Linked DNA regions of Mus musculus: region 1 is linked to region 2. Evidence: chromatin contacts called from ENCODE Hi-C or POLR2A ChIA-PET data. All regions are on one chromosome and are shown on one strand. Each heading gives the region's core, a stretch centred on a gene start or an enhancer-like site at or near the end of the contact. The rest is flanking DNA. Distances are from core to core; before and after follow the strand shown.

Region 1 (2,700 bases), core at 150-2,649, 39 kb before region 2:
ACAAGTTGTTGGTGCTAACTGAGATAGTAAAACTTATTTCAACTGACAATTACCTTACACATCATTCAAAAATAAACCTAGGGCTGGTGAGATGGCTCAGTGGGTAAGAGCACCCGACTGCTCTTCCGAAGGTCCGAAGTTCAAATCCCAGCAACCAGGCTCACAACCACCCGTAATGAGATCTGATGCCCTCTTCTGGAGTGTCTGAAGACAGCTACAGTGTACTTATATATAATAAATAAATAAATCTTTAAAAAAAAAAAAAAAAAAAAAACTAAAACACCAGGTAGAAAGCAAGTCTTTCGCAATGCTAAAGTAAATGTTTTCTATTTTTTCAACAAAAATGCCAGGGGAGAGCGCGAACGCAGTCCCCCACTACCACAAATTATGCAGTCGAGTTTCCCGCATTTGGGGAAATCGCAGGGGTCAGCACATCCGGAGTGCAATGGATGAGCCTCGCCCTGGGAAAACCACCTTCGTGATCATGGTATCTCCCCTGCCAGGTAAGTATGAGTTGCGAGTGCCGTGTGCAGGCTCTCCATCATTGTATACTTACTTTATAACTACGGTCTCTTCCTCAATGCGTCTTCTCTACATTATATTCTCTTTTCTAACCTTGATCCATAAATATACGCTTATATTATGTAAATATTATCAATAACGGAAAAAAATGTCTATTTAGGGAGAACCGGTAGCCTTTGCGTGAAATTCTCATCTACATATTCCACGCCTTTGTGGTGACGCCGCGGGAACTCGTCTGTAGGCCCCTCAACGCGACTCCGCCCACTAAGGCTGTGAGGCGGGGGCGGGGTTTGTTGGTAGTGGGCAATCGAATCTGGAATTCAAAACCTAAGCTTCTGCCCAGGCTCTGGGCAAAGAAAAAGTTTTTTTTAGCTCAATTCAGTTTCTGCTAGCGGAGGACAGGATTCTAAGAGATCCACCCTTGTTAAGTTTAACTAGTAAAAGAAAAATCGTTTTTCCGTGGTGTTTTTCTGAGTAGGTCTATTATACATTATTTACTTGCACACAGCCAATAAACCTAATAAAAACCATGAGAGAAGGGCTAAGATAACAACTTTGAAGAAATAAATCTGACTGGATAGTGATATACAACTGTAATCTCAGCTCTCCGCAGGTCACGGTAAGCAGAGCGAAGCCAGCCTGGGCTACATAACTGGTTACAGGTTAGACTGGGTTAGTGAGACCTTTTCAAAACCTAAATAAAGCTTAAGTTAAGAGGAGGAGGAGGAGGAGGTGGCGGCGGCGGCGGCGGCGAGAAGAAAAATGCACAAAGACAACTGCTATTTTCAGCGGAAAAGAAAACGTAGAGACGTGTTAACATTGACCCTCCGCACGCCCCGTCTCTTGCATCCTTGTCACTGGACGGCTTGCGCAGGCGCACAGGAAGGACTCGCAGTACGGGCGGAAGTGGAGTCTCCGGGAAGCTTTGGGGAAGGCGCTGGCGGAGTACACAGACGCCGGGGCGGTGTAGGCGTCCTCAGGTCGCCATGAACCGACTCCAGGATGACTATGACCCGTACGCGGTGGAAGAGCCGAGCGACGAGGAGCCGGCTCTGAGCAGGTGGGCCGCTGCCCCGCGTCTCCGCCCTGCCTTGGCTGAGGCCGTTGTGTTGTTCGCGCCGGCCGTCCCTGGGCGCAGTGTCGTCCGCTTCACTTGCGGGAGCCTCGGGGCGCTTGATGGCGCTGCTCAGTCTCTAGGGAACCAGGATGGACAGCAGTGCGGGAAGAGGGATGTTCCGGAATTACGTGGGCCCCCAGGCGTGAAGCCTTAGATGGAACCCTGTTTACCGTTTACTAGCACTGTGACCGAAGGCAAGTCAGTTCTCGGCCTCGCATCTGTAAATGGAAATACAAGTATGGGACAGTGTCCTAAGCTAGTGAGGGCCTGGCCCTTAGCACGAAGTACTTATCTTGAAGACTGTCAAGTAGAAACTAGGGAATAGAGAATGGAAAAAAAAAAAAAAAGGAATGGGCTTTTTTTTTTTTTTTAAGTTATGATCTCCACACGCATGCCATAGCACCCATATGCCCATATACACAACATTTTTCTTTCTTTCTTCCTTCCTTTCTTCCTTTCTTTCTTTCTTTTGTTTTTCGAGACAGGGTTTCTCTGTATAGCCTGGCTGTCCTGGAACTCACTCTGTAGAGCAGGCTGGCCTCGAACTCAGAAATCCGCCTGCCTCTGCCCCCCAAGTGCTGGGACCAAAGGCATGCGCCACCATGCCCGGCTATACACAACATTTTTAAAACTGTAATTTAAAAGTTAAATGAATTAAGTCAGACATGGTAGTGTATGCCTATAATCCCATCATTTAGGAGGCCAGAGGGTGAAGAGTTCAAAGCTGGTTCTGGGCTACGTAAGATTTTGTCTTAAAACAAGAAAAAAATGTCCAAGGCATTTCTTGCAGCTGGCTTTTGCTTTGTTGTTCTTTTTCCCGCAGTTTTTTTTTTTTTTTTTTTTTTTTTGTTTTGTTTTTTTTGAGACAGGGTTTCTCTATAGCCCTGGCTGTCCTGGAACTCACTTTGTAGACCAGGCTGGCCTCGAACTCAGAAATCCACCTGCCTCTGCCTCCCGAGTGCTGGGATTAAAGGCTTGCGCCACCACGCCCAGCTCACGCCTGGCTTTTTTCTCCGCGTCTTAATCTACAACTTGTCTCCTTCCATGTGGGTCCCAGAAAT
Region 2 (2,700 bases), core at 154-2,653:
AAGGTGAATTACTTTGAGATCGAGGCCAGCCTATACTACATAGTGAGGTCCTGTATATTGGTTAAGTTATTTTTGTTTTTGTTTTTCATTTCCACAAAAAACTAGAATCACTTGGGAAGAGGGAACCTTAGCTGAGGAACATGAGATTGGTCTATGGTGGGCGTGTCCTCCCTACTGTGGGCAGTGCCATTGCTAGGCAAGTGGGGTCTGGGCCGTTTAAGAAAGCAAGTTGAGCAAGCCAGAAAGAGCATGCTCCTAAGCAGTATTCCTCTGTGGTTTCTGCTTCAATCTCCTGCCTGGAGTTCCTGGCTTGGCTTCCCTCCGTGATGTTCTGTAACCTACAAGACGAAATAAAATAAAATAAAATGACTAGGCACCTTGTGAAAGCAGATCTCAAGTCTATTGTTGTTTGTAAGGTCTTTGCTCGTAAGGAGCATAAGGAATTTAAGTTAATACCTGTCAACCTGGAAAGGTTTTAAAGCTTAAAGCAGCAGGTTTGAAACTTTTAGACATGTGAGTTGCAGGCTACTTAATTATGTCATTTCACAAGCACACAGTGCATGGGCTTTAGAGGAGTGGAATACAGCCGGTACTGCTGCAGGTCATAGGAGTGAATCTTTAGGAGACAGATCACATGCTGACCTCAAGCTGTCTTTAGAACCCACTAGATCAAGTGCACTTCTCTTGATTGTGACCTACATGGTTGTTTTCTAAGTGTAGTCATAGAAATATTGGCAACTGTCTATGGCCAATTCTTTTGTCTTTAGGTTAGGGAATACTAGTGCGTGTGTGTGTGTGTGTGTTGTGTGTGTGTGTACTCGCGCGCGCATCCTAGATAGGTCTGTTTTCACGCATGTGCTCGGAGGAAGGGAAGAGCTGATGAACATATTACTTCTACAGTTTTCAACATCTTCTTGGCTGGGTGTCATTTGGCATCCACATTCTCTTTGACCCCCGCATTCCCTCTTGCACAAGGCACTGTTTATTTGCATGCCCGACTCTTTAGTAGCATTCTCACCCAGCCCTATCATCTCTTGGCCCAGAAGGGATTCATGAGGTAGGAGAGAGATTACATACACTGGTTTCTAAAGGAATCCTTCTGGGCTGGTCTGAAGGATCCGGCCTCTTAAGGGCACCATCTCGCATGGACACCAGTGGGGACTGAAGCCGGTCTTGCAACCGCCATGCGTGCGCGTGGAGATGCAGAACTAGCACTTAAACCCAGACCGTTTCCCAGGGCTGGGGAGCTCGCTCCGGGCGAGGCGCGGGGCGGGACAGGAGCACACGAAGTGGCCGCTTGGCCAATAAGCGCAAGCCAGGAGGAGCCGGCGGTGGCCGCTCGGGTGCGCGCGGGGTTGGGCGTACACGGTGACGCGCAGGCTCGGCAGGACCAATGGGCGCAGGGTGGTGGCGGGCGGGCCCCAAGGCCTGGGGCTTTAGGAGGTGAGCGGGCCGCGGGCCCGCCTGACGCTGCTACACCGCGGGAGGCGCATGGCGGGCATGGCGCTGGCGCGAGCATGGAAGCAGATGTCCTGGTTCTACTACCAGTACCTGCTGGTCACTGCGCTCTACATGCTGGAGCCCTGGGAGCGAACCGTGTTCAGTATCCTGTGTGTCCTGGCCTGGCTGGGGCGTGGAGGGGTGCGCGCGCCGGGTTGGAAGGGGGTGGGGGGGTGTCTTGGGGTCAAGGGAGGTGGAACCGCGGAGATCCGGGTCTTGTACGCAATTCCCCTGCCCAAGGTGGAGGCATCCTGATTTCTGCAAGCAGTCGGGAGGGCGACGTCTCCCCTGGTGCTTCCTTGTCCCGCTTCGGCCGCGCCTGCTTTTGATCCTTCAGTATTCTTTGAGGCAGGGTTGCTGCAAATCGCTCCGGGCTTGGGCGTCTTTAACCCTTAGCTATTCCTGATTTGGAGCGATAGAACTCTAACCAGTTCACCAGGTTGTGAGTACGTGGTCTTGACACTCCCACACAGTTTTGGAAAGCAGTTTGTAAGTTACTGAAAGGCCTTTTGGGCTTCAAAATGGCAGTTTTAAAAGTGTGTTATATTTATGACTTCTTTGCATCATAGGTACAAGCTGTGCCCAGAAAAGACTTTGCTGGGGTTTCAAACTGTGCTTTGTTGTTTAGTTTATCACCGGTTAAGAATTGTTGAGTGATGACTTTGCTGAGCACTTTGTGTGTATGTTATCTTGCCTAATTTTAACAGCTCCAGCGAATAGCTCAAGGTTGTGAAGCCTGATGTTTGTTTTCGCCCAATGTCTATGCCGCTATCCTCTGATTTCCGTGTCGACGAAATACTAGCAATTCATTCTTTTAACGCTCCACTTCTCCTTTCCTTAATATAAAAAGAATATACCACATCACATGCTTATTTCATCCGCTCAGCTTCTTGTGGTTTAGCTTTGTTAGGAACAACTTCACAAACGCGTTCCTAGGACTGAGGTAGAGCTTCTTTGCAAGCTTTTTCAAGGGTGCTGGTGTGGAAATAGCATGAGGTTATTTGGAGCTGACTCTTGAAAAATTTTAGCGTCTTGCAAGACTATTACTGTGAGCAATTATTTCCTAACCTAAAGTTTAATAACCAGAATGTATATTTGGGGCTCCGGATTAAGAAAGCCTGATTTTCCGAATCGTTTATTTGTAGCTTCAGTTTGCTCTTTGGATTTTGTAGGTCAGATAACATCTATATTTAAATTTAT

The links. A loop is a pair of places that touch in the nucleus more often than their neighbours do. ChIA-PET counts read pairs that join two places held with the same protein, here RNA polymerase II (POLR2A).
Region 1: a loop to region 2 is called in a map of left cerebral cortex, with 6 times the contacts of the local background. The contact joins the promoter of Eapp here to the promoter of Sptssa in region 2. A Hi-C loop is called at or near these places in 5 of 37 maps with a recorded cell type or tissue (T-helper 17 cell, gastrocnemius, heart and 1 more). POLR2A ChIA-PET finds 5 or more read pairs at or near these places in 5 of 5 experiments (Patski and embryonic stem cell).

Annotation. Positions count from the first base shown.
Region 1 is chr12:54,694,593-54,697,292 of GRCm38, reverse strand. Eapp (E2F-associated phosphoprotein) reads left to right here and starts at 1,399. Exons shown (of 6, transcript NM_025456.4): 1 at 1,399-1,582. The coding sequence starts at 1,509. It overlaps Gm22513 (a small nuclear RNA gene), which reads right to left and starts at 511; the gene lies at 348-511.
Region 2 is chr12:54,655,275-54,657,974 of GRCm38, reverse strand. It overlaps Sptssa (serine palmitoyltransferase, small subunit A), which reads left to right and starts at 1,403. Exons shown (of 2, transcript NM_134054.2): 1 at 1,403-1,603. The coding sequence starts at 1,492.